2 separate regions of the Homo sapiens genome follow, and region 2 is linked to region 1. Evidence: read pairs that join two places in POLR2A ChIA-PET (ENCODE). Cell type or tissue: OCI-LY7. All regions are shown on one strand. Each heading gives the region's core, and the rest is flanking DNA. Links, peaks and the distances in the headings are about the cores only. Region 1 overlaps LRRC20 (leucine rich repeat containing 20). Region 2 overlaps SAR1A (secretion associated Ras related GTPase 1A).

What was found. Peaks named below come from ENCODE experiments on the same cell type or tissue, not always from the same donor. Only the 100,000 strongest peaks of a DNase experiment are listed, where the experiment ranks them.
Region 2: POLR2A ChIA-PET joins it to region 1 with 9 read pairs; 4 of 35 experiments call an interaction of 5 or more read pairs at or near these places.

What each region holds. Positions count from the first base shown.
Region 1 is chr10:70,299,346-70,310,616 of GRCh38, reverse strand. LRRC20 (leucine rich repeat containing 20) reads left to right here. Exons shown (of 5, transcript NM_001278212.2): 5 at 9,109-11,271. The coding sequence ends at 9,263. Among named protein-coding and RNA genes, the nearest start is that of NPFFR1, 21 kb to the right of the region's middle. In OCI-LY7, for the core only: no CTCF peak of the experiment used is centred there; a DNase peak (open chromatin) is centred at 4,106; H3K4me3 peaks cover 916 bases; H3K27ac peaks cover 2,389 bases.
Region 2 is chr10:70,158,183-70,166,770 of GRCh38, reverse strand. It overlaps SAR1A (secretion associated Ras related GTPase 1A), which reads left to right. Exons shown (of 7, transcript NM_020150.5): 2 at 4,840-4,913; 3 at 5,033-5,152; 4 at 5,702-5,767. The coding sequence starts at 4,856. It also overlaps the pseudogene CALM2P2. Among named protein-coding and RNA genes, the nearest start is that of SAR1A, 8.0 kb to the left of the region's middle. RefSeq lists an enhancer at 2,301-2,380. In OCI-LY7, for the core only: no CTCF peak of the experiment used is centred there; no DNase peak of the experiment used is centred there.

The sequences.
Region 1 (11,271 bases), core at 10-8,009:
GCACTGTGCTTTGTGTCACATTTACAGGAGTGAACAGACATATTCACAGGTTGCAGGGCATGGTGCATGATACGAGTGTGTATAAAGAAAATGTTCAGAGAGTTTGGAGGGGGATGCAGGGGAGTGGCAAAGGAAGCCGCCCTTGAGCTGGGATTTGAGGAGCAGCAGGACGTGGTGAGTGGTGATGGGAGCATGGCCCATGGTATTGAAGGCAAAGCGGAGGTCCCTTTCCTCTCCACAACAAAGTCCAGAGACCACTGGGCTGTCTAGCCTCAGGACATTTATTTAACCTCTCCAAGCCTCAGTTTCCCCATCCACAAAATGCAGGTCATTTCATATTCTCCTCTGCAGCCTCCAGCTATCTCCCTCTCTTGTCAGGATGCTGTGAGCATAAATGATCTTTCAGCTTTATCCAGAAACTCCCAGTTGCCTTCTTGGGCTTGTCACTTGCGAGTTTGACTGCTCTGATGTGTTGGTTCTGCCAGCTTTGGCATGTTTGATGGTCCCATCGCTCCTTCCTCTAAGCTGCTCAAATGACTTTTGCGGTTAAATTAGGGGAAAGAGCTATACCTAATCCCTGCTCTGTGCCTGTGAAAGCTATTACTGGCCTTCAGTAGGGTGGTTCAGAGAATGCCACAGACCCTGGAGAGGCCAGCTCTGTGGCAGACGTGGAAACAGCAAGCCGAGACCCCGGCAGTGCCGCTCCCACTAGGCCTGGAGTCGTGGGGATGTGTTCCGGGGCTGGGCTGCAGTGGGTCTTCCTGCCATGCCCAGCAAGCCTGTGGCAGCAGCATGACAGGGGGACCCCCCCATCCTCAGAAGTACTAGCCACTGTGTGGGCCACTGGCCTTCCCAGGTGAGGGACAGAGGAGACACGGGAGTCCAGAGTAGGGAGGGTCCTTAGCAAGCTCCTGTTCAGCCTCCTCTGGAGAAACTGGGGAAGGATCAGTGGTCTTCAGTAGCGGATGGGGAGAAGGGGTGACAGCAGCTCTGAGCCACCATTTCTCAAGTGGGAATATCTTGACAACTGAGGTTGTGATCTCTTAGCCCGGGCTTCAGTCCTTACTGAATCGCTCAGTGAAACTTGCCTGTCATTGTTATCTTCTGGGGGCCGGGGGCCAGTGCAAGGAGACCAGGTTCTGGCCTTGGCCTTGCCCCTCTGCGTTGTGTGTTGAAGTGTATGGGCTCTGGGATCAGGAACTGTCCTGCCTCCACCACTTACTGGCGTGGCAACCTTGGGCATCAAGAAACTGAGAATCAAGTTTTCTTACCTGAGAAATGGGTCATTGTGAGGAACTGTCTAGCATAGGGCCTCAAACATCAGTTCCCAGAAGCAGCCTGCTTTGCTGGGCCCATTTAGACAAAGGTGCTACACCTCCTTGCGCCTTGATTTCCTCCTGTGTCCAATGGAGTTTGATGCCCCATGAAATAAAAGCCAAGTGCGAGGGGTCTTTCTTACTCTGGGTGATCAGGGGCAGAGGGGATGGCATCTGTACCCCTGCCCACGCTGCTGGCTGTGCCGCTGGGGAATGGCTGCAACAGAACTCCTGAATATGAAGATGTGCAAGAGTCCAAGGAATTAGCCCTTTTCTTCCCAGCCATTATTAATAGGGAAAATGGGGGCCCTGCTTGAAAGAAGAGACTCAAGAACTACCATAGGCAGCACCTTTCTTTAGCCCCCACACCCAGCAAGAGGCTGGGACGAGCGAGGCCAGGCTGCTGGCAGCTGTGTGGTATGACATTTGTACCCACATGAGCTCCAGAGAAAGCGAAGGAGGTGAGTGGGCACTCCTAGCACTTGTTCTTTCTTTTCCTCTTCTCCGAGGAGTCACGTCTGCTTATAACCCTGCCTTCTGAAAACAGCCTGTCTCTGCGTCTTTTCCTGTCTGAGCCTCCATTTGCCATGGACTCCTGGCCTCTCCCACCCCTCCTTGCTGGCTCGCTCGCCTGTCACATGGTTCCTGCTCCAGGCAGGTGATGACCAGCCCCTCCCTGCCACACCCCCCAACCCCGGCTGCCCTATAGCCAGTCTTCTTATTGGGGACACAGCTCCTGGAGTAAGCAATTCCTGTGTCCCCCAGCATTCAAGGCCGTGGACTGGGCCCCTGGTCTCATACGCAGAGCCTGCCTTCAGGGAACTGAGAGGCCAGGTCACCCCAGAGTCTAAGGGTAGGCAAGCTCCTCCCGTTAGGGAACCTGGCTGCCAGTTTACGGGGCCCGGGGACTCCTGCATAGCGCTTCTCTGTGGTCAAGAGTCTTCTCCGTCTCGGTGTCAGCCTTGCTACCCACTGGCTGGGTGACCCCAGGCAAAATTACTTCCTCCCACTGAGCCTGGGTTTTCGCAACTTTCAGGACCCTCCTACCTCCTGTGGTCTCTCTGCCATGATCTGTACAGCTTCTTGTCAATGGCCTATGAATATCAGTATGTCCAGGAACTTTCTTGTTGGTGCTCTCAGCGGAGGCCAAATCTGGGGCTTTGGCCTTCTATGAGTGGTGGTGAGGGGCTCCGGGAGCCATAGTGCTTTTAGGAGACATCTGAGGCTCAACCCTTGTTCCTTTCTATGTGAGCCGACATCTGGGTTATCTGGGTGGTGAACTCAGGCTGAGACTCTGCTGGCCAAACTCTGTGGGCTTATCCCCAGGCATCTGGGCTGCTGCTCAGCGGATGCAGGCCCCAGACCAGTGACAGGGAGCAGGGAACCTGCACTAGCTGGACACATGTTGCTGGAGCACTGTGCTGTTGTACTGCATGCAGGCATCTTGTCGACTTCTGGGACCTCCCTGCAAGGTGAGCAGTATGACTCCATTTTACAGATGAGAAAGCTCAGGTGCAGGGATCCTGCCTGAGGCACCACAGTCACTGGAAAGCCGGGCGTATCCTTCTGACTCCAGAGCTTGTTTATCTTAATAACCACTACCCACCCACTCTCAACTATCATGTGAAGCGAAGGATCTGGGGGCCTTTGCCTAAATAAGGTGGTGGTGTTTTCTAAGCTCCAGGCTTCAGCAGTGTCATGGACAAGAAGGGATAGATTTGTTCTATGCTGTGACCCACAGCAGAACAAGGAGGCCTGGAAGATTCTAGAAGCAATTTGAGAACATCTCCAGGAAGCTCTTTCTCTCAGGACGGGTCAGCAGCCTCTTTGAAAGCCTTTGTTGGGGGTGCAGGATAGGAAGCTCCTGGGAGATTCAACAGGAATTCTAGAGAGCAGTTAGTGGAGGTATATACACATATTCATTGACAGAGCAATCAGTCTTGCTCCTGGGCATATATCCAAAGACTTTCCCACATTGGCTCCTAAGGACAGATAGAGGCCACTTGGGTGTCATTGCTGGCAGAGTAGAGAGGTACAGTGTGGTGGGTGCACAGCATGGTATACTAAGCAGCAGTCAAAAGCAGATGGATTCGATGTACACAGTCCTCGTGGATGGAATGTAAAACACGGCTTAGTCAGTCACACTTACTATTGGGCACTAATACTCTTCCCCATTGAAAGGAACCAGGACTTCTTGGAGAAGTGGCTGATTCCAGGGCTGGGAACAGGGAAGGCTCAAGACGTGTCTTCCTAGAAATTCAGGCAGTGCATCCAAAAAGTGCTGGAGCCATGTCAAAAGATACAGGAGCCAGGCCAAAGGGGCTCCCAGTGGTCAAATCTGGACAATTTGAGCATCAGAATAATGAAGTCCAATAATGAATTGTAAATCACTAGAAACATAGGAGTCTATATTGATAATAGATACATGGAAGAGAAGTAGAATACTGAGGACTGTTGACATTAGGAAATCATTTTGCAGCCATCATAAAGATCAGGTCAGGTAAGAATCTTTAGTGGATGCTAAGTCTAAGGGTGATGAATGCTAAATGTTGGTGAGAACCAACATTTAGGATATTTGCACGCTCTTAAGATGTGTCCCCACAGACTTCTTGTTAGATGCAAGGGAGAAAAAAAACACACAATAGTAATTATATAGTGGAGAAAGCAAGTTACACATTGATCAAGTGATCAAAAGTAACAATAGAAATGAATTTGGTGTGCCTCTGATGTGATACCCCAGGAAGGACATGCACCTGTGCAGTCTTCAGCTGAGGATGCGAAGTCTCGGTTGAATCGTGAAGAAACACCAGACAAACACAAAATGAGGAACTTTTAAAAAGGGAAGGGGGCAGTGCACTACTCCTCCAATATCAATGTCATAAAAGACAAAGGGGCCCAAAGAGTTAGAAGTAAATGCAATCCTTGATTCCAGACTGGCTCTGGTACTAGAGGGGGAAGTGCTGTACAGGATGTTAGGGCACCTGACCACACTGAACTGTGGGCCATGGGTTAGATACACATTCTATCAATGTGAATACCTGGAACCCTTAACTGCACTGTGGTTATGTAAGAGAATGTCCCAATTCCTAGGAAATATACACTGAGGGCCATGACGTATGTATGGTACACTCAAATGATTCAGAAAAAAAGCGTGTGTGTGTGTGGGGTGGGGGAGAGAGAGAGAGAGAGAGAGAGAGACAGAAAATGCATGCACAAATGATAGAGCAAATAGGATAAAATGATAACAATTGGCGAATCTAGGTCGGGCGCAGTGGCTCACGCCTTGGAATCCCAGCACTTTGGGAGGCAGAGGTGGGCAGATCACAAGGTCAGGAGATTGAGACCATCCTGGCTAACACGGTGAAATCCCGTCTCTACTAAAAATATAAAAAATTAGCCGGGCGTGGTGGCGGGCACCTGTAGTCCCAGCTACTTGGGAGGCTGAGGCAGGAGAATGGCGTGAACCCGGGAGGCGGAGCTTGCAGTGAGCCGAGATCACGCCACTGCACTCCAGCCTGGGTGACAGAGCGAGACTCCATCTCAAAAAAAAAAAAAAATTGGCAAATCTAGCTAATGGTCATCTGGTATTTTTGCTAGTTTTTATTTTTAGTTTTGCAACATTTTATACATTTGAAATTATTTCCAAAGGAAAAAAGGAGGGGGGAAGAGACTTAAGACAATAATATTCAACTTTTCTGAGTAAAAAAATTTAAGACTTCTGAAACTGAAAGTCCTAAAGACATTTGAATAAAAACGTGGCCCATGCTATGTGGTTCCATTTATATGAAGTTCAGGAATAGACTAAATTAATGATGAAGAAGATCAGAGGGTATAAACTGGAAAGGGGCACAAGGGAACCCTTTTGGGGGTTCTTGAAATGTTTTCTATTTTTATCTGGGTGGGGGTCTCATACATCTGGGTATACATCACATATATACCCAGAAGAATGGAAAGCAGGGTCTCGAAGAGATATTGGCGCACTCATGTTCTTAGCAGCATTGTTCATCATAGCCAAGCGATGGGAACAACCCAAGTGACCATGGACAGGTGAACCTCAAGGTTCATTCACGTTATGACATGGGTCTGAAGTTTCTTCCTTTTTATTATTTATTTATTTAGATAGAGTTTCGCTCTTGTTGCCCAGGCTGGAGTGCAGTGGTGTGATCTCGGCTCACTGCAACCTCCACCTCCCAGGTTCAAGAGATTCTCCTGCCTCAGCCTCCCAAGTAGCTGGGATTACAGGCATGTGCCACCACACCCGGCTAATTTTTTGTATTTAGTAGAGACAGGGTTTCACTGTGTTGGTCAGGCTGGTCTCGAACTCCTGACCTCAGGTGATCCACCTGCCTTCGCCTCCCAAAGTGCTGGGATTACCGGTGTGAGCCACCGTGGCTGGCATTTCTTCCTTTTTAAGGCTGAATAATCCTGCATTATCAATGCCACGTGCCATAATGTGGATGAGCCTTGAGGACATTATGCTCAGTGGCATAAGCCCGTCACAAAAAGGCAAATACTATATGAGTCCACTTATATGAGGTACCTAGAGTAGTCAAATTCATGGTGGTTGCCAGGTGCTGGGAGGAGGGAGGGATGGGGAGTTTTTGTTTAAATGGGTATAGAGTTTCAGTTTTGCAAGATCGAGTTCTGGAGATTGGTTGTAAAACAATGTGAATGTGTCCATGCTGCTGAACTGTACACCTAAAAATGGTTAGTATGGTAAATTTATTTGTATTTTACCACAATTAAAAATTAAAAATAATATTTAAAAAAGATTGTTATTGGTGCTTAGTAAAATATATATATATATATATATATATATATATATATATAAAGAAGTGGCCTGATATCTATATAGCACAGTACCATTTGCCTAAAGTAAAATATGTGTATAATATCCATTAGTGTGTTCTAAAATTAAACACAAAACAACCACAAAAACAAAAAGCCCCCAACCGTGGGCAATATTTTGTGCCTAGGAGAGGACAGGAGCTGGCTCTTGCCATCACTATCGGCCTGAGGTTGTGTCGGACTGCATGGGATGAGGTCTGGCCCCGTCCTGTGCTAGGGTGGGAGGTTTTCTGGGATCCGGCTGCTCACGGAATTGGATCGGGGAAGAGCGGATGCAGCCAGAGCCTCAGCTTGCACAGGGCACGCGTCGAGGGCAAGCGTCCTAGTGTTGTCTGAGTGATCCTAAAGGTTAGGTGGGAGGAACTATAACAGGTTACCAAGTGTTAGTATAGCTGCTGCCTTATTCTGGTCCTTTAAAAAAAAAACTGAGGCGAAATTCACATAACATAAAATTAACCACTTAAATTAACCACATAAAGTGTATAATTCATTGGCATTGAGGACATTCACAGTGTTGTGCAATCATCACCTCTATCTAATTCCAAAATACTTCTGTCACCCCAAAGGAGTCCCCATATCCTTTAAGCAGTTGCTCCCCAATTTAATTCTGTTTGAGGAAATATTAGTTATGTCCATTTTCAAGATTAGGAAAACAAGGTACGGGAAGTAATACAAATTTTTAGGTGGTAAAGCTGGGGCATCAGCTTAGGGCTGTCTTAAATTTCATGTCTATGACACTAGGCTGTGCTGCGTCTTCAGTTATAACTGAGAATATTGGACCTGGAATTAATTATAGATCACTACTATCTTTATATTTATTACACTGTGGCATTTTTGATGAGTGTTGGAAAATGCCCTAGTATCTTATGTAAGTTAGGTGGATGACAGCTTGAAACTTGATTTCCAAATTCTACACGTTAAATTTTGGAAACTAGAGCTGGGACAGGAGATATGTTTGTTTTGATTCCAGAGGACATTCCATCTCTAAGTGATGATCCAGCATAGTGATGATCCAATATAGTCTGGAACTTCCCAGATAGCTCTTATGGAGCAGTGATATAGGTAGGGCACATTATCAGGAGTCCTGATAAATTCAAACTGTAACTAACCTCCCTTAGATAGACCCAAGATAGTCATGTCTGCTTCTTTAGGGACTCTTTAGGGGTATGATGGAGCAGATGGCATGATAGAGTGGCATTCCCATAGTTAAGAAGAATTTCCATAGGCCACTGTATGCGACTTCCTCTCTCTTGGCAAAAATATTCTTTATGCACATAATAGTCTTTGTTTTTTAATAGTTTTATTGACACATACTATACAATTCACCCATTTAATATATGCAATTCGGTGGTTTTGGCATATTACATTATTTTTTAATTGTGATAAAATATATATAACAAAATGTGCCATTTTAACCTTTTTTTTTTCTTTTAAGAAATAGAGGGCCGGGCGCAGTGGCTCACGCCTGTAATCCCAGCACTTTGGGAGGCCGAGACGGGCGGATCACGAGGTCAGGAGATCGAGACCATCCTGGCTAACACGGTGAAACCCCGTCTCTACTAAAAATACAAAAAATTAGCTGGGCATGGTGGCGCGCGCCTGTAGTCCCAGCTACACGGGAGGCTGAGGCAGGAGAATGGCGTGAACCTGGGAGGCGGAGCTTGCAGTGAGTCGAGATCGCGCCACTGCACTCCAGCCTGGGCGACAGAGCGAAACTCCGTCTCAAAAAAAAAAAAAAAGAAATAGAGACTGGGGTCTCACTATGTTGCCCATCCTGACTTTGAACTCCTGGGCTCAAGAGATTCTCCTGCCTCAGCCTCCTGACTAGCTGAGACTATAGCCTGGCTGATTTTAACCATTTTTAAGCATACTGTAGCTCAGTGGCATTAATTACTTTCACCATGTTGCGCAACCATCACCGCTATCTATTTCCAAAATATTTTCATCACTCCAACAGAAACTGTAGCTATTAAGCAATAAATCCCTACTTCCCCTTCTCCTAGCCCCTGGGAACCTCTGTTCTACTTTCTGTTTCTATGAATTCAACTACTCTATGTACCTCACATAAGTGGAGTCATACGGTATTTGTCTTTTTGTGCCTGCCTTCTTTCTTTAGCACAATATTTTCTCTTTTTTTTTTGAGACAGAGCTTTGCTTTGTCGCCCAGGCTGGAGTGCAGTGGTGCGATTTCCCCTCACTGCAACCTCCGCCTCGTGGGTTCAAGCAATTCTCTGCCACAGCCTCCCAAGTAGCTGGGATTACAAGCACCCACCACCATGCCCGGCTAATGTTTTTGTATTTTTAGTAGAGATGGGGTTTCACCAGCTTGGCCAGGCAGGTCTTGAAATCCTGACCTCGTGATCCACCCGCCTCACCCTCCCAAAGTGCTGGGATTACAGGCGTGAGCCACCACGACTGGCCTAGCACAATGTTTTCAAGGTTCATTCATGTTGTAACCTGTATCGGAATTGCGTTCCTTTAAAAGGCTACATAGTATTCCATATATCATATATATATGGACATATATATGGACAACATAGTATATATCATATTGTTTATCCATTCATCTATTGGTGGACATTTGACTATTATAAATAGTGCTGCTATGAACATTTGTGTAAAATTATTTGTTTGAATGCCTGTTTTTAATTCTTTCAGTTCTACCTAGGAGTAAAATTGCTGGGTTGTATGGCAATCCTACGTTTAACTTTTTGAAGCAGTTGATTCTTATTTTTAAGGATGCTTTCCTCCATGTGGTTGTTATATCCTGGTGGGCCCGATGGCCCTTTGCACAGGGCTGGGCACCAGGAGCTGAGCCCACGTGCAGTGGGCAATGGAGAGCTGCCCCTCACCATCAGGTGCTCAGAGTCCTCATGGCCCATTGTCCTTCTTTTCTGTCTGGTTGGCCTCCACCACTCTAACCTGTCCATTCTGTCCCCAATAGATGTGCCCGTGGAGAAGCTGGCCGCCATGCCAGCCTTGCGCAGCATCAACCTCCGCTTCAACCCACTCAACGCCGAGGTGCGCGTGATCGCCCCGCCGCTCATCAAGTTTGACATGCTCATGTCTCCGGAAGGCGCAAGAGCCCCCCTACCTTAGGCCACCCTCCTCATGCCCACCCAGCAAGGGGCAGAGGCCACAGGCCTGGAACCCTGGAAGGGAGGGAGGCCCATGGGAGGCCAAGCCTGGGGGCTGGGGGCGGGTGGGCCGAGCAGCACGTGGTGGGTGGGGTGCAGCTGGTCTGGATAGATAGCTTACAGCAGTAGTGGGCTCTGGAATGCCCAAGGGAAGAGGCAAGGTGGGGCCTGCAGCCTGGACTCGGCACTCACAGCTGCTGTGCAAACTCAGGCAGATCTCCTGCCCTCTCTGAGCCTTGTCACTTGAAAAAAACAGGACCCTTTCCCTCCTTTGGGCTCCCTGGAGGTTTTTAAGCAGTACGTGCCTCCAAGTTACCTCCAGATCAGCAGGCACAGGTGGGCATTGCCAGGTATTTTCTGAGCCCCTGCGGGTTTGAGGCCTTGTTTTTAGTGCTGAGAGCCAGTTGCTGCCCTGAGAAGAGAAGACAACCTCCATCTATTTATTGCTTCCTGAGAACTGACCTGGATGCGGCCCTCTGCAGGGCCCAGTCTTCAGTCCTGTGGTCCCTGGACTGGTGGGAACCTGAACTAGGAGTCCTGGGAGAGCTGTGGTGGGAATATGGGCTGGCACTGCTGCAGGGCAAGAACATTCATGTAGGAGCCCGAGGACCAGCAGGCTGGGAATGGGGAGCAAGTCACGTCAGCTCTGTCATTCCCCACAGTTAACAAATTGGCGGGGTGGGAAGTCCTGAGTGCTCCGTCCCTCTAGCATCACTCCTGAGCTGCGGGAGAGGTGGCCCAGAGAACAGCAGAGTCAGTTACACCTGCAGCTCTTGTCTAAAGTGATTAGATGGCCACCCTCACCACTGTCCAGTCCAGCAGCAGCCTGGCTGCCTTGTCATGGCCTCCTGGGGGCAGAAGGCGATGTGGACCACGGGATTTGTAGCCAGCCAGCTCCCAGGCCAACGCCCAAAGCCCTGATGACCTGGTTCTTCTGAGGCCCTCAACCTGGCATCTTAGGGTATGGTCAGGCAACAGGGTGACCAGCTGTCCTGGTTTCCCAGGACATGGAACTTTCAATGCTAAAACTGGGACAGTACCCAGCAAGTGGGGATGGTTGGTCCCCTACCAGGAGAGGGCCTGGGGCTCTTGCTTCCCGAGAACGCCTGTGGCTTGAAGAACCTTGACTGCTTGGTCCTCAGGTATCTACCTCCCACCTTCTCCTCATCTGTGGAGCAAGCCAACTCAGTGCCCCAGACCCCACCTGATCTGCATCTTTGTTTGCATCTCCAGAGACACCTGAGGCCCCAGAGCTTGAGGCAAAGCCAGGCCGTCCAAATCCTGTGTGCCGTGGACGAGTGGCCACTTTACTACTCCTAAGGCTAAGATGTTGAGAGCTCAGACCACTGCTCAGAGCAGTAATCCCTGCTCAGAATGCTCCCAGTTCCCTCGTCCCTGCCCAGGTCTCTTGTCTCTTGGGAAGGAACTGATAGGTCGGGCCATTGTTGGGCCATCACTGAGCGCTCAGTATCTCAAGAGACTCTGTTCATTCTGCTCGTATCCCAAGGCCTGGTTGGTCAAACTCTGGGCAAAGGGTTTTCAGGATGAGGAGGTCAAGACAGGATCTCCAGAGCTACCGAGTTCATCTGTGGGTGTTGGGGGCAAGTGGGGGCTGAAGTCCTGTGCAGGCTGCGCTGGCCCCACCTGCCTTGTGCCCTGGAGTGGGGTTTCTCCTTGTTGAAGAAGAGGCATCCTTCTCTGATGTGCACAAACACAATGTATGACCAGAGCCTTGCAACTCAAAGTGTGGTCTGTGGACCAGCAGCGGCAGTGACACCTGGGAGCTTGTTAGGAATGCAGAGTCTAGGCCTCACCCTATACCTCCCGACTCAGACCCTGCATTTTAGCAAGACCCCCAGCTGATTCCTATAAGCACTTTAGAGTTTGAGAAGCAAGGACCTAGGCTGGGGATGTCCTCCGAGCAGAGGGTGAAGTTTCTCTCAGTTCTCTCCCTGCCACTTCCAGGGATC
Region 2 (8,588 bases), core at 1-8,000, 140 kb after region 1:
GGAGGAATCCCCCACCTCAGCCTTGCAAAATGCTGGGATTACAGGTGTGAGCCACGGGGGCCCGGCCTGAATAAGTATTCTTATTTTAAGAAAATCTATTTGTAAAATGAGTTTGGGTGTGATTATTCATGTATGAAAAGATTCTCTTCTTATCCCTTAATGGTTCTCTAAAATAGTGATGTCATTTCTTTTTATAAATTGAGACCCGTGTCTGCAAAAATGATTAAATATTGAGATAACATTGGTAAATGGAGCAGGGCAAGTGGTGCTGGCCAGTAGAATTTTGGGTGACTTTTGTTTTTTAGAGTTGTTTACAGGATAGATTAATATGTTTTTCATTCAAATCAATGTGCTTTTCATTCTTATTTTCTATTTAGTGCATCTAAGTGGCATTCTGATTCACATTATTGATAAGACTGATTTCCTAGAGTTGTTCTTCACTGGATGACAGCAGTCGTATGTCTAGGGAATGTGAATGAACCGCTGCCTGGAGGAGTAAGTCACACAGTAAAAGAAAGTGTAGGCATACCTCGGATATACTGTGAGTTTAGTTCCAGACTACTGAAATAAAACAAGTACAGTAAAGCAAGTAACACGAATATTTTGGTTTCCTAGTGCACATAAAAGTTACGTTTACACTATACTGTAGTCTGTTAAGTGTACAGTAGCATTACGTCTTAGAAAATACGTACCTTATTTAAAAAATACTTTATGGCTAAAAAATGCTAACAAGCATCGGAGCCTTCTGCGAGTCATAACCTCTTTGCTGGTTGGGGATCTTACCTCCATGTTACTCCACGTTGATAGCTGTTGACTGATCAGGTTGATGATTGCTAAAGGTTGGGATGGCTGTGGCAGTTTCTTAAAATAAGACAACAAGGAAGTTTGTTGCATCAGTTAATGCTTGTTTTCAAGAAAGATTTCTCTGTAGCATGCAATGCTGTTTGATAGCATTTTACCCAAAGCAGAATTTATTTCAAAATTGGAACCAGTCCTCTTAAACCCTGCTGCTGCTCAAGTAAGTTTATGTAAACTCAAGTAAGTTTTTGTAATTTTCTAAATTGTTGGTGTCATTTCAACAGTATTCATAGCATCTTCACCAGGACTAGATTCCATCTCAAAAAAACCACTTTTTTTGCTTATCCATAAGAAGCATCTCTTTATCCATTAGTTTGATCATGAAATTACAGCAGTTGTCACATCTTCAGGCTCTACTTCTAATTCTAGTTCTCTTGCTGTTTCTACCACATCTAAGGTTACTTCTTCCTCCAAAGTCTCGAACCCCTCAAAGTTTTCCACGAGGGTTGGAATCACTGTCTTCCTAACTCCTGTTAATATTGATATTTTGACCTCTTCCCGTGAATCATAACTGTTCTTACTGGTACCTAGAATGGTGACTCCTTTCCAGGAGGTTTTCAGTTTACTTTGCCCAGATCCAGCAGAGAAATCAGTCTATGGCATTGATGGCTTTGTGAAATATATTTCTTTTTTTTTTTTTTTTTTTTTGAGACGGAGTCTCGCTCTGTCGCCCAGGCTGGAGTGCAGTGGCGGGATCTCGGCTCACTGCAAGCTCCGCCTCCCGGGTTCACGCCATTCTCCTGCCTCAGCCTCCCAAGTAGCTGGGACCACAGGCGCCCGCCACTACGCCCGGCTAATTTTTTGTATTTTTAGTAGAGACGGGGTTTCACCGTTTTAGCCGGGATGGTCTCGATCTCCTGACCTCGTGATCCGCCCGCCTCGGCCTCCCAAAGGAAATATATTTCTTAAATGAAAGACTGGCAAATCGAAAATACTCCTTGATCCATGGGAAGCAGAATGGATGTTGTTAGTAGACATTAAAACAACATTAACTTCTTTCTGCACCTCCATCAAAGCCCATGGGTGACCAGGTGCGTTGTCAATGAGCAGTAATATCTTCAAATCTTTTTTTCTGAGCAATAGGTCTTCACAGTGGGCTTAAAATACTTAGTAAACCATGCTGTAAACAGATGTGTGGTAGGCAGAGTAGATTTAGTATAATTCTTTTTTTAATTGTAATTTTTTTAATTGGAAAACAAATACACAACTTGGAATGGATTTGAGGCAAATTGTGCCATAAGCACATTTTCTTTAAGTGGCTAAACAAAGTTTAAAAAGCAAGTAACAGTAAAAGAAAATGTTTCTGGTACAGGACCAGCAGTACAGAAAAAACAGTGTGTGAGGTACCTGGGAGTACCTGGATAATACACCCATTCTGCAGTAGTGCAACTTTTAAGTACATATTGTTGGCTGTCCGTAGTCCACACAGAGTTACAACTCCATACTTCAACACCATGCTGACAGTTCCTAAAGAAAACTACTTTAAAAAAAGGCATAACCCGGATGTTCCCTTATTTGACCAACTCCACCTAAGTTTAGATGTGCAGAAGGGCTTAGATATATCCGGAGTAAGCCACAGGCAACATGTTACTTCATCAGTTTTCTAAAATAAGGTTTCAGGGCAATGACAGTAAGGGAAGAACACATGGAGGAATGAAGTCCTGATTACCATACATGCATATTTTTTTTTGACAGTAGGGAGAAGCCTTTTACAGATAAGTTACAAACAAAAGGCAAATAAACAGTTTTGTGCAAGAAATTTAACACATTCTGTACAAGGTCTTCATTATGCTGTCATCATTTGTACAAACTCATAGTTTACTTGACCATCACCATCAGGATCTGCTTCCCTGATCATTTAATCAACTTCTTCATCTGTTAACTTCACTCCAAGGTTTGTCATCACATGGTGAAGTTCTACACCACTAATATAGCCATTGCCATCCTTATCAAACACACAGAATGTTTCTCTAATTTCTTCTTCACTGTCTGTGTCTTTCATTTTTCTTGCCATCATTGTCAGAAATTCAGGGAAGTCAATTGTGCCATTACCATCAGCATCTACTTCATTAATCATGTCCTGTAACTCTGCTTCTGTGGGATTCTGCCTGAGACCTCATTACAGTTCCTAGTTTCTTTGTTGTTATAGTTCCATCACCATCTTTGTCAAATAGTGAAAAAACTTCTTTGAATTCTACAATCTGCTCCTCAGTCAGTTGGTCAGCCATGCTGCAAGTGCTACTGGTTTCCGAGACGCAACCACACAACCACTCTGCTCGCTCACTTGCTCCACTTGGACTGATTTAGTGTCATTCTTCAGGGCCCTAGGATTTTCAAAATGGTAAATGAGTATGGGTCCTAGGATTTTCAGAATGGTAAATGAGTATGGGTCCTAGGATTTTCAGAATGGTAAATGAATATTGGCCTCAACGTAAAGTCACCTTGCATTAGCCCATAACAAGAGAGTCAGCTTGCCCCTTGAAGCTTTGAAGCCAAGCAATGACATCTCCCCTCTAGCTATGAAAGTCCTAGATGGCTTTTCAAATAGAAGGCTGTTTTGCCTACATTGAAAATGTGTTGTTTAGTGTAGCCACCCACCTTCATCAGTTATCTTGCTGCAGCTTCTACATCAGCACTTGCTTTTTTACCTCGTGTTTTTATTTTATTATTATTTTTTATCAGCAATAAGGCTGTTTCATTTTCTTGACGTTCATGGGTTTGCTGGAGTAGCACTTTTAATTTTCTTCAAGAACTTTTCCTTTGCATTTGCAATTTGGGTAACTGTTGAGTGCAAGAGGCCTAGCTTCTGGCTTATCTCAGGTTTTGATGTGTCTTCGTCACTAAGCTTAATCATTTCTAACTTTTGCTTTCAAGGGAGAGACCTGTTACTTTCACTTGGAGAATAGGGAGGCTTGGGGTGGGGGCAGGACTGTGGAGGAAGTCAAGTTTGCTGTCTTCTATGGTTGTGGTTTGTGGCACAACAAAACAATTATACTAGTAATACCAAAGATCACTGATCATAGATCATGATGACAGATATAAGAATAATGAAAAAGTTTGAAATATTGTGTGAGAATTACCAAAATGTAACATAGAGACATGAAGGGAGCACATGCTGTTAGAAGATGGTACTGATACACTTACTCAACTCAGGGCTGCTTCCAACCTTCAATTTGTAAAAAAACCAGAAAACCTCAGGATCCACAAAGTATCATCAAATGAGGTATGCCTTTATATTTTTAACTCCTAGTTCTCTGAGTATCATAGATCAAAAACTATTAGGAAACAAGTTATTTTTGCACATATAAGGATTCTAGACTCTCCTCCAGATTGCAAAATCTGTGTCAAGAAAGAATATTAGTTTCTCTTTACTTTGCTTCCTCCCCTCCCCTTCCATCCCCTCCTCCCCTTCCCCTCCTCCCCTCCCCCTCCTCCCCTGCCCCGCCTCCCCTCCCCTCTCTTTTCTTTTCTTTTCCTTTCCTTTCCTTTCCCTTTCCCTTTCCCTTTCCCTTTCCTTTTCCCTTTCCCTTTCCCTTTCCCTTCCCTTTCCTTTCTCCTGTCCTGTCCTGTCTTTTTTATCAGAGTCTCCCTCTGTTGCCCAAGTGAGTGCAGTGGCACCGTCATGCCTCACTGCAGCCTCAAACCCCTGGGTTCAAGTAATTCTTCTGTCTCACCCTCCTGAGTAGCTGGGACTCTTGGTGTGTGTCATTATGTCCAGCTATTTTTTTAGTTATTTGTAGAGATTGAGTCCAGCTTTCTTGCCCAGGCCAGTTGTGAACTCCTGGGCTCAAGTGATCCGCCTGCCTTGGCTTTCCCAAATGCTGGGATTCCAGGTGTGAGCCACCATGCCTGGCCTGCTTTCTTATTCCCGAAAACAAGAGACTATAAATGTGCATCATGGCTAGGGAACAAGAGTTAACCTCTCCACAATTGTACTGTCATTCAGAAAGCTAATGTTTGCTACTTTCATATTTTATACAGGTAGTAAGCATTAATAATGTCTTTCATCTTTGAGTGGATCTACAATGGCTTCAGCAGTGTGCTCCAGTTCCTAGGTAAAGCCATTTCCTTGAAATACAGGTTTCAAAGTTTGTGCCTTTCCCTCAGTAATTTAACTACAAATAGGCTTTGGTCTGTAGAGAGCAAATGTGTTAACAATTTTTTTCTCTTTTAGGACTGTACAAGAAATCTGGAAAACTTGTATTCTTAGGTTTGGATAATGCAGGCAAAACCACTCTTCTTCACATGCTCAAAGATGACAGATTGGGCCAACATGTTCCAACACTACATCCGAGTAGGTTTGAAAATATCAGGTGACCTTTTGATCTTTAAAGGTCAGTGTTAGGCGTGGAGGATGAATCCCTAGTTGGTGGAGTTCTTTTATTAACTGAAGTCCCAAAAGCCAACTCATACGAGAAAGTTCCCTGTAAGACACACTCAGGTTATGTACTTTCAGATCTAAACCTCTGGAACTTTGTCATTATCTGTTGTCACTGGTCCTGTAAAGGGACACCTCTCCTATACCTACTTCTAAGAAGTGGAAAATAGCTTGGAAGAAAAGAAACCTTTGGCTTTTAGAATAGTTTAAGAACATTTCACCCTTGTATTCCTTTTCTTTGTTGGGAGTGGGGCGTTGCCTGGGCTGGTCTCAAAAATCCTGGGCTCAGATTATCCTCCTGCCCTCAGCCTCCTGAGTAGCTGGAACTACAGGCGGGTACCACCACACTCAACTTCTTGTATCTTTTTCTTTACAAGATGAAAGCATTGATATTGGCTTATAGTACTAGTAGTTGGGGGTTGTTGAGTTGACAAGTTTTTTTCTTCTTTTTAAACAATTTTTCAGCATCAGAAGAGCTAACAATTGCTGGAATGACCTTTACAACTTTTGATCTTGGTGGGCACGAGCAAGGTAAGTGATGACTCAGTGGAAAGCATGTTTATTGACTTATTTTTTTTGTGCCTCCCAGCTCCTTTTAAAAGCAGTGTGTCATTTTTACCTTTTAAATTACTTACATTTTAGAATTAGGATCTTATTACTTTAGTGAAGTTGTTTTATTCATTTATTTTTTTAAGTAATTTCAAACTTGTCAAAAGTTGCATTAAATAATACACAGAAGTCCCCTTCAATATTACCCTATTGAGCTGGGATAAAGTTAGCCATAATGTATAACTATTCATGAACTTTTAAGTATTTGCCTGATATAGCCAAACTCAACTCAAATCTTGACTGAAAATTTTTACAAAGCAGGACAGCATCTTGCCATTTTAATCTTTACTACATTTTTACTTATTAATGTAATTTACCTTGTAACTGGAAAATATGTTAAAAGATATATGTATTGCTTCAACAAGAGTAATTATTTCATCATTTTAACTAGGCTTGCCCTAAGCCAGTATATTTTCTTCTATACCTTTTGCTCAAATTTGTTAGTCTCCTCCTCCCTACATAATACATATTAATGCTTATTTTTTATGAACTGTTTGTGAGCATATCATGCCCCTTTACTCTTTAATACTTTAGTGCCTCTTCTTTATATAATACATATTAATGCTTGTTTTTAATGAAGTGTTGGTGAGCATATCATGCCCCTTTACTCTTTAATACTTTAGTGCCATTTTCTAAGAACAAAGATATTTCCTTGTATATAATCATAATAGTTATCAAATCCAGGAAGTTTTATTTTTATCCACTCTGTATTTCCTTTTTTTTTTGGTCAGTTGTCCTGATAATCTCTTTTATACCATTTTTTTCATCTTGACCAGGTATACGGTATCATATATCTAGTTATGAAGTCATTTTTGCATCCTTTATTCAATGGAGTGAAAGTATGTAGGAAATTAAATATTTATAAGTAATTTCAGACTTGTCAAAAGTTGCAAAAGTAATACAGTGACTATGTGTGATTACTCTGATACAAGTTGATATTTTGTATATTCTATCCATTTCAGACAGTTGGTGGAACATTTCCTTCTACCTTTTTGCTTTCCTCAGAAGTGCTTTTTGCCTACTCAGGCTATGTCTTTGGTTTCCAGATTCCTATCAGGTGTTTAGAGACATACAGAGTGTCATCTTTGTCTGATGGGCACTCAGTTCACATTTGACAAGACCGTAGGTATAGGAGTAAAACATTTAAGATGTGAGAATAAATATTCTGGGAAAGTAGGGAAAAGGAACTATTGAGATTCTGTCAGATTTACTTACTTGTTATTACACTGAGTGGAGAAGTCTTGTTTTGAAACATTAGGTTGAGCTAATACCGTTTTTTTCTTTTTTTTGAGATGGGGTCTTGCTCTGTTGCCCAGGCTGGAGTGCAGTGGCACAATTTTGGCATACTGCAACCTCTACTTCCTGGGCTCAAGCAATCCTCCCACCTGTTTTTTGTAGAGACTGGGTTTCCGCCATGTTGCCCAGGCTGGTCTTCAACTCCTGAGCTCAGGTGATCCACCTGCCTCAGCCTCCCAAAGTGCTGGGATTATGGGCGTGAGCCACTGTGCCCAGCCTAATACAGTTTTTAAAAAATGTATAGTAAAATATAACATTGGTCATTTCTAGTTGTTAAGCCTAATAATTTTATAGTCAGTGATTTCATTAACATATAATTACATTTTAATTAATTTATTTAATATTTATGCCCTGAAAAATCATGTATATTATGATCATAATCACATAAAATACCAGTAAAGAAAAGAGGCTGGAAGAAAATATCAAAATATTGACAAGGGGTGTGTTTTGATAGAGGGATTAGAAATGATTTTGTTTCCTTTTTTTCTGTAAGGAGCTTGTATTTTTTTCATTTGGGTAAGAATGGGTATATGGTGTCCTTTCTGCTGCTTCCACAAAAGGATTTGTAACTGCTTACAAATTTAAATTCAGAGCAAGATAAGACTGAACCTAGACCATCTGGAGAATGTAGAAGGACCAGACGCCAGATGGTTTTATATACCTGAACTGGGAATTGTAGATTGTTTGGTGTGATAAATTTAGGTTTCAGGTTTTGTTAAAAGTAAGAAGGGAAATGTATTGATGTAATTAGTTTTGTTTATTTGACTGAGGAAAATCTACTTAACAAAAACACTTTTACATAATAACCTAGCCACCATTTTATAAAAGTTACTAAAGTACTGTACATCTGGAGGTTTCCTTTTTTTTTTTTTGTATAACTTAAAAATTTTAACTTATAAAAGGAGAGCAAGTTCGATGTAACAAAATCAGTATAGAACTACGGAAAGTAAAATGGAAAGTTCCTTCAACCTCTTTTTCCTAGCTCCACTCTTTAAAGGTAACCATTATTAACTGATGTAGAGATGGTTCGTTATTCATTCTATTGCAAGGGCTAGAAATTAATGGCTTAGAAATGATAGTACAATTAAATCACTGCTTCCCAGCCTTTATCGTTTCATGTCACAAGCAAAAAACCAAGTAATATTTATAAGGCATGCTGGGTTAAATATGGTAGGTTGAGATAACTGGCCTGGGGCCTTGAACCACTTGTCAGGCCTAGTCTCCCTAAGGGCTGAGCAGAGGAATGTGTCAAGACGCCTACACACAAGTTGGCTAGAAACTAACTGGGACTAAAGTTACATGGACAAGTAATTTGTATCCTGATGTTTTAACTCAGAGGTTGCAAACTAGACTTGGCCCCAGGGGCAAGGCAAGTCATTTAAGTGAGTAAAATTGGCTGACTGTAAGACAGCAGGGAAATTTTGTCAAGCAAAAGTGTTCAGACATC